Linked DNA regions of Homo sapiens: region 2 is linked to region 1. The links are chromatin contacts, found by Hi-C or POLR2A ChIA-PET in ENCODE. All regions are on one chromosome and are shown on one strand. Each heading gives the region's core, a stretch centred on a gene start or an enhancer-like site at or near the end of the contact. The rest is flanking DNA. Distances are from core to core; before and after follow the strand shown.

The links. A loop is a pair of places that touch in the nucleus more often than their neighbours do. ChIA-PET counts read pairs that join two places held with the same protein, here RNA polymerase II (POLR2A). Pooled maps may share reads with other maps.
Region 2: a loop to region 1 is called in a pooled map, with 12 times the contacts of the local background. The contact joins the promoter of UQCC4 here to the promoter of AXIN1 in region 1. A Hi-C loop is called at or near these places in 2 of 50 pooled maps. POLR2A ChIA-PET finds 5 or more read pairs at or near these places in 2 of 52 experiments (B cell and MCF 10A).

The regions. Positions count from the first base shown.
Region 1 is chr16:350,257-354,378 of GRCh38, reverse strand. AXIN1 (axin 1) reads left to right here and starts at 1,656. Exons shown (of 11, transcript NM_003502.4): 1 at 1,656-2,010. RefSeq lists silencers at 988-1,247, 1,288-1,767, 1,868-1,947, 2,228-2,277, 2,298-2,367 and 1 more.
Region 2 is chr16:1,418,495-1,422,616 of GRCh38, reverse strand. UQCC4 (ubiquinol-cytochrome c reductase complex assembly factor 4) reads left to right here and starts at 1,870. Exons shown (of 2, transcript NM_001272051.2): 1 at 1,870-1,925; 2 at 2,005-2,865. The coding sequence starts at 1,894. The coding sequence ends at 2,371. RefSeq lists enhancers at 1,178-1,580, 870-1,723, 1,697-1,856, 2,107-2,156, 2,167-2,236 and 1 more.

The DNA.
Region 1 (4,122 bases), core at 407-2,906:
GGCAAGTGGCCAGACGCATCTAGGGGAAGGTGTGGGGGAGGCGCCCTTAGGAAGGGCCCTGAAGGGCTGTGGGCAGCAGGGAGCCCTGGGAGGCCTAAAGCAGAGGGCAGATAGATGAGGGCTGTTGTCTCAGGTGTGGGGCGGACGAGGTGGGGAGCCCTCACCCAACAGGAGGCGAGCTGGTCCTGTGTGGCCTGAACTGCAGCTGTCTCCTCTGTGAAACGGGGGTATAGCTGACCCCAGGGGGCTGCCTGGAGCATCCCGGGAGGTGCCAGGCCCAATAGTGCTCTGGGAAGGACAGGGCCCTGGGCTGTTGTGGGAGGCGGCAGATCCTGGTACTCACATCCTCCTCCTTGGGGAGGGCCTGATGGTTGGCTGAGGCCTGGGTGGAGAGCAGAGGGTTGGTTCTGACAGGGTTGGGCTGGCCAGAGCTGGTGCTGGGGCTGCTGCTGGGGGCCCGTGCCTCTCTGCCGTGGGGTGCCTGGGGCTGTGACCTCATGCTCTGTGGCCTGCAGGGCAAGTGACACGGATCTGGGCAGCCAGGGTGGCAGGATCGGACTGGACCCCTTGGCAGGGCCGCTGTGGAGACAGCCCAGGGGAAGGGGTGCAGGGGTCTGGACACTCCAATGGCCTTGCTCTCGGGCTGGCCTGGGCAGCGGAGGGAAGGAGAACCCTTCTCTGATACTAGATGGTGCCTGGGAGAAATCAAGGCAGAGGGTCCTAGCCGGTGGGCTCTTTGGAGGTTGTGGCTCCTGTCCGGGTGAGAGCCACCATATATTGGGGCCTAACGTGTTCCCTGGCGCTGTGAGTCCAGGCTGCCTTGGGACTCAGGAGGGTGGAGCCCACCCCACCTTCCAAGGGCCCTGGCCATCCCTGCCTGCCGACCACCCCACTCCTGGGAGCCTGCTTCCCTCACGGCGGCGGGCAGGCCGTGGCGGTCCCCACGAGGGCCTCCTCTCCAGGGCCGGCTGGGCAGGGAGCCCCGAGGCCTGCAGCCCCCTGACTGCCCTCCGATGTACTGGCGGCAGAAAAGGGCTGCGCCCCACGTGCGCCCTTCGGGGCGCGCAGTCCGCCCAGTGCTCCCCACGGCCGCGGCCATTCCAAGGACCTGCAACGCCGCCTCTCCCACTCCGCTCTCTGGGAAGCCAAAGCCTCCCGGGCTCCGCTTCCGCACCGCCCCTCGGGAAGACGGCGCGACCGCGCCCCCGGCACGCCCCGCCCCCGGCAGGCACTGACCACGCCCTCTCCCGGCCATGCAGAGACCCCGGCCCATGTTTCTCAACTCGTCTTCTCGCTTCCGGCCCCGCCCCGCGCCGGAGGCCCCGCCCCACGCTCTTTACCTCTTCTGCTCGAGGCGGGCCCCGCCTTACTCCCTGGTCCCCGCCCCACGCCCGAGGCCCCGCCCCGAGCTCTTCACCTCGTCTTCTCGCTTCCGGCCCCGCCCACGCCCCGGCCCCGCCCCGCGCTCCTCACCTGTCCCCTCGCTGTCGGCCCCGCCCCACGCTCCTCACTTTATCCTCGCGCTTTCAGCCCCGCCCCGCGCCTGAAGCCCCGCCCCACACCCTTTACCTCGTCCCCGCGCTGCCGGCCCCGCCCCGTGTTGAGGCCCCGCCCCGCGCTCTCACCTCGTCCCCGCGCCCCGGCCCCGCCCCCGCACTTCCGGACGCCGCCGGCGGGGGCGCTCGGGCCTGGGCTTCGGCGCTCTGGCTCGGGCTCTGGCTCGGGAGGCGATCGTGGCCGCTGCCGCCGCCAGAGCCGGCCGGAGTCGGCCCGGAGCCGCGTCCACGCGGAGCGGGCGGGTGGGAGCTGGCGGCTGGGCCCCTGCGGCGCCCCCGCGGCCTGCCCCGCGTCCGCCTCCGGGCCGCCGAGCCGCAGCCGCCGAGATGGGGGCCGCCCCGGGCCGCGCCCCCGCCGGGTCCCGCCCGCCGCGCTGCCGCTGAGCGCATGGGCCCGGACCGCGCCGCGCCGCTCCGGGAGCCGGGCCCGGGGTCCCGCCACCACCGCGCGCGGGTGAGTAGGGCCGGGCTCCGGGGCGGGCTAGGCCGCGGTAGGCCGGGCGGGCGGGACCCGGAAGCGGCGGGGGGCGCGGGTGGCTGACGCGCGTGGGACCGAGGGGGTGGGCGCGCGGGGAGCTGGGGCCGGGGTGTCCCTGGGCAGCGGGACTGGCGGCGCGGTGGCCGCTTGGAGGTCCGAGGCCTCGGGCGCGTCTCGGGGCACGGAGCAGCTGCAGGGGCCGCGCATCGCGTGCGGGGGCCCGGGAGAGCCGGGCCTGGAGCCCTCCCCGCCGCCCAGAAGTCGGCGGGAGTCCGGCTGTCCCGGAGGAGGACACTCCCGCCCGCCCTCGCCGAGGCCGCGTGCCGGGTCCGGGTCGGGGTTCGGCCTGAGTAGCCGCGTGCTCCGGCGTCCGTACCCTCCAGGTTGATGCCTTGCTGCCCAAACACTGGTCTTTCTCTTGGGTGTGGTTCTTAGATTCTACCCCCGCCCCGCACTTTGGAATTTAGCCCCCGTGAAACCAGAGCTGCACTGCCCGAGCAGTGAAACTTTCAGCTTGGCATTGAAGAAAGTAGAGAAAAACATGTCAGTTCTCTGGGGATTTTTCTCAGCCCATCTATAAGATATATATATATATATTTTTTGTAGAGATGGGGTGTCACTATATTGCCCAGCAGGTGTTGAATTCTTGGCCTCAAGCGATCCACCTGCCTCAGCCTTCCAAGGTGTTGGGACTACAGGGGTGACCACCGTCCTCTAAGATAATTTTTTTTTTTTGAGACGGAGTCTCGCACTGTAGCCCAGGCTGGAGTGCAGTGGCGCTATCTTGGCTCACTGCAACCTCCGCCTCCCGGGTTCAAGCAGTTTTCCTGCCTCAGCCGCCTGAGTAGCTGGGATAACAGGCATGCGCCACCACATCCGGCTAATTTTTGTATTTTTAGTAGAGACAGGGTTTCACCATGTTGACCAGGCTGGCCTGGAACTCCTGACCTCAGGTGATCTGCCCACTTTGGCCTACCAAAGTGTTGGGATTACAGGCGTGAGCCACCGCGCCTGGCCCCTTCTAAGATAATTTATAAAGGGTTCTTATGTGCATGTCAGCCCCTTGTTTTTGCTCACACTTCTGTTCTCTGCTTCTTCAGGAAGAATCTCGAGCTTACTTGGATCCACAGGCCCTATTTTGGAGAAAACACAGTCTAAACCGGCTACCCGAGATACTCAGCAATAGCTCGGTTTCAGTTTTTTTTTTTTTTTGAGACAGAGTTTTGCTCTTGTTGCCCAGGCTGGAGTCCAATGGCGTGATCTCCGCTCACCGCATCCTCCGCCTCCCAGGTTCAAGCGATTCTCCTGCCTCAGCCTTCCCAAGTAGCTGGGATTATAGGCATGCGCCACCAAGCCTGACTAATTTTGTATTTTTAGTAGAGATGGGGTTTCTGTATGTGGGTCAGGATGGTCTTGAACTCCCGACCTCAGGTGATCCGCCCACCTCGGCCTCCCAAAGTGCTGGGATTACAGGCGTGAGCCACCTCACCTGGCTTTGGTTTCAGTTTTAAGATCTCCATTCAGGGACAAGGATGGGAAAGCATGAAAAACAGACTGTTTTTGTTTGATTTTCAGCTGGTGTTGACTTGTCTTGGGTTTCTAGTTTCAGAAAAGCTAAGCAGACTTTTTCGGATTACATTGGTCATTGAGAATTTCAGTGATGGGGGAATAAATTACATGTGAAATAGTAGCCCTGAACCTTCAAGAGTTAAATCAATGGACAGCTGGGAAGATGTCAGAGTCGTGTTGTGTTACTTGCCTCCTCCATGTAAATCAAAATGTCAAAAGTTACGTTTGGGTAAAATAAATACCTACACACGTAGGTAGCATTGAGTTTGCTGCCATGATGCCTGGAGCATATGCCTAAGCGGTGACGAAAGGGAATTTTAAATACAGTATCATACTTGTAGGCATCCCGCCCGTTTTATGGACTCACTTTATTGATGGTAGCTACAGGCTGTGGGCCAGATTCAGTGCTTGCAGGCATTTGATACTGAACTGAGTAAACGTGACTGCTTTATGTGTGGTGTGTACTTGTGTGTACACTAAATGCTTGGTGTGCTTCCCTGTGGGAACCCAGAGATTTCA
Region 2 (4,122 bases), core at 621-3,120, 1.1 Mb before region 1:
GGTCCCAGCCAGTCAGGAAGCTGAGGTGGGAGAATCACTTGAGCCCGGGAGGCAGAGGTCTAAGTGCCGAATGGGTTCAACTTGCCTGCTGCCTAGAGAGAGCCAATTTATCAAGACAGGGGGAGTGCAATAGAGAAGGAGTAATTCACGCAGAGCTGGCTGTGCGGGACACAGGAGTTCTATTATTACTCAAATCAGTCAGCCGGAGCATTTGGGGATAGGAATTTTTAAAGATAATTTGGAGGGTAGAGGCTTGGGAAGTGGGGAGTGCTGGTTGGTCAGGTTGGAGATGGACTCACGTTCAGACTCTTCTGTTCCTGGCGGGCATGGCAGAACCGGTTGGGCCAGATGACCGGTCTGGGTGGTACCAGCTGATCCATCCAGTGCACGCTCTGCTAAATATTTCAGGCACTGATCTTTGAGCTTAGGTTTTTGTTGTTGTTGTGCTTTTTGAGACAGAGTCTTGCTCCGTCACCCAGGCTGGAGCACAATGGCATGATCTTGGCTCACTGCAACTTCCACCTCCAGGGTACAAGCGATTCTTCTCCTTCAGCTTCCCAAGTAGCTGGAACTACAAGCGAGCGCCACCACCCCAGGCTACTTTTTGTATTTTTAGTAGAGACAGGGTTTCACCATACTGGCCAGGCTGGTCTCAAACTCCTGACCTCGTGATCCACCCGACTTGGCCTCCCAAAGTGCTGGGATTACAGGCGTGAGCCACCACACCCGGCCTGATCTTAGATTTTACAATAGTGATGTTATCCCCAGGAGCAATTTGGGGAGGTTCAGACTCTTTTTTTTTTTCAGACTGAGCCTCGCTCTGTCGCCCAGGCTGGAGTACAGTGGCTCCATCTCGGCTCACTGCAACCTCTGCCTCCCAGGTTCAAGCGATTCTCCTGCCTCAGCCTCCCGAGTAGCTGGGACTACAGGCGCCCGCCACCACGCCCGGCTAATTTTTTGTATTTTTAGTAGAGACAGGGTTTCATCGTATTAGCCAGGATGGTCTCGATCTCCTGACCTCATGATCTGCCCGCCTCGGCCTCCCAAAGTGCTGGGATTACAGGCGTGAGCCACGGCGCCCGGCCAATTTCTAATTTTGCAGCTGATTTATTAGTCCTGCAAAGGCAGACTGGTCTTCAGGCAAGACGGGGGTTTTTTCTGGAAAGGGCTGTTGACTTTGATTCAGAGTGAAACCATGAACTGAAATCCTTCCCAAAGTTAGCTCTGCCCACGCCCAGGAATGAACCAGGACAGCTTAAGGGTGGGAAGCACGACGGAGCCCCTTAGGTCTCATCTCTTCCACTGTCATTTCCTCAGTGATAATTTTTGCAAAGGCGGTTTCAGAGGCCGCAGTGACGTGAGATCGCGCCACTGCACTCCAGCCTGGGCGACAGAGAGAGTCCCTGTCTCACGAAAAGAACTAAACGGAAAAAAAAAAAAAAAAAAAATAGGGCGGTGCCACGGCCTTCGGGGAAGCCGGCAGAGAGGTGCGGGCGCCCAGCCCAGGGCAGGCGGGCAGGGCTGAGGGCGCGGATCCCCAACCAGGCCCCGCGCACCTTCATGACGGTTCAGAACTGCTCCGAGGCAAACTCAGACAACTCTCTGAGGACAACGTCCGCCCCCGCGGCGCCCGCCTCTCTTCGGGGCCAGGGACCGGGGTGTCGGTCCTATTCGAAAGGGACGGAGAACTACATTTCCCGGCATGCCATCGCGCACTCCGGGCCTGCGACGGAAAGAGCTCTTCGCAGCCGAACGTCATTTCCGCTGCGCTACTGGGACCACGTTCTGTAGTCGTGAGCGGAGGCCTGGTATGGCGCCCGGTTTCCGGTTTCCGGCGACGGAAGTGACGCTATCACGGCGCGCCAAGGCGTCAGTCGAGGAGTCAAGGCAGCAATGAATCGTGTCTTGTGTGCCCCGGCGGCCGGGTGAGCTCCTCAAGGTCTCGGAGGGCCGAGGGCAGACACCGGCGGGCGGGCGGAGCGCTTACTGCTCTCTCTCTTCCAGGGCCGTCCGGGCGCTGAGGCTCATAGGCTGGGCTTCCCGAAGCCTTCATCCGTTGCCCGGTTCCCGGGATCGGGCCCACCCTGCCGCCGAGGAAGAGGACGACCCTGACCGCCCCATTGAGTTTTCCTCCAGCAAAGCCAACCCTCACCGCTGGTCGGTGGGCCATACCATGGGAAAGGGACATCAGCGGCCCTGGTGGAAGGTGCTGCCCCTCAGCTGCTTCCTCGTGGCGCTGATCATCTGGTGCTACCTGAGGGAGGAGAGCGAGGCGGACCAGTGGTTGAGACAGGTGTGGGGAGAGGTGCCAGAGCCCAGTGATCGTTCTGAGGAGCCTGAGACTCCAGCTGCCTACAGAGCGAGAACTTGACGGGGTGCCCGCTGGGGCTGGCAGGAAGGGAGCCGACAGCCGCCCTTCGGATTTGATGTCACGTTTGCCCGTGACTGTCCTGGCTATGCGTGCGTCCTCAGCACTGAAGGACTTGGCTGGTGGATGGGGCACTTGGCTATGCTGATTCGCGTGAAGGCGGAGCAGAATCTCAGCAGATCGGAAACTGCTCCTCGCCTGGCTCTTGATGTCCAAGGATTCCATCGGCAAGACTTCTCAGATCCTTGGGGAAGGTTTCAGTTGCACTGTATGCTGTTGGATTTGCCAAGTCTTTGTATAACATAATCATGTTTCCAAAGCACTTCTGGTGACACTTGTCATCCAGTGTTAGTTTGCAGGTAATTTGCTTTCTGAGATAGAATATCTGGCAGAAGTGTGAAACTGTATTGCATGCTGCGGCCTGTGCAAGGAACACTTCCACATGTGAGTTTTACACAACAACAAATGAAAATAAATTTTAATTTTATAATATGGGATTAGATGATTCCCTTTTTTTGCATCTAGTTTTTAAAAAGGGGGTATTTGGGCAGCTATTGTTTTTTATTTTAATCTCTTCTTGTTTACCAGAGCACGTAAGTTAGTTGCACCAGCAGCTATTTTTAAAAGTTTCCTTTTCCGGTCGGGCGCGGTGGCTGACGCCTGTAATCCCAGCACTTTGGGAGGCTGAGGCGGGCGGATCACGAGGTCAGGAGATCGAGACCATCCTGGCCAACACGGTGAAACCCTGTGTCTACTAAAAAATACAAAAAATTAGCCGGGCGTGGTGGCGGGCCCCTGGAGTCCCAGCTACTCCGGAGGCTGAGGCAGGAGAATGGCGTGAACCCTGGAGGCGAAGCTTGCAGTGAGTCGAGATCGCGCCACTGCACTCCAGCCTGCACGACAAAGCGAGACTCCGTCTCAAAAAAAAAAAAAAAGTTTCGTTTTCCTTTTTTTTTTTTTTTCCAGAGTGGGAACTGAGGAAAGAAACCTACATATATATTACCGAATAGTACCAGAAATGAGGAACTTTTGCAGTTTTCTGCAAAACTTTTTAAGCAAGGCAACCATTTTCTGAGTAGAATACAACTAGTGAGTATTTCTTTTCACAAATGATGGGCACTATTTTGGGTTACCTAAGTGATTGTTTTTTGTTTTTTTGTTTTGTTTTGTTTTGTTTTTATTTTTGAGACAGGGTCTCACTCTGTCTCCCAGACTGGAGTGCAGTGGCACAATTTTGGCTCACTGCAACCTCTTGTCTCCTGGGTTCAAGCAGTTCTTCTGCCTCAGCCTCCCGAGTAGCTAGAACTACAGGCTTGTGCCACCACACCCGGATAATTTTTAAATTTTCAGTAGAGACGGGCTTTTGGCATGTTGGCCAGGCTGGTCTCAAACTCCTGACTTCAAGTGATCTCTCCTCCTCGGCCTCTCACAGTGCTGGGATTACAGATGGGAGCCACCGCGCCCGGCCCCAGATTGTTTTCTCTTTTTTTTTTTGAGATTGAGTCTTGCTCTGTCACCTAGGCTAGAGTACAGTGGCTCCATCTTGGCTCACTGCAACCTCCACCTCCTGGGTTCAAGCGACTCTCCTGCCTCAGCCTCCAGGGTAGCTGGGATTACAGGCACGCACCGCCACACCCGTCTAATTTTTGTATTTTTAGTAGAGACGGGGTTTCGCCATGTTGGCCAGGCTGGTCTCAGATTCCTGACCTCAAGTGATCTGCCCGCCTTGGCCTCCCAAAGTTCTGGGATTATAG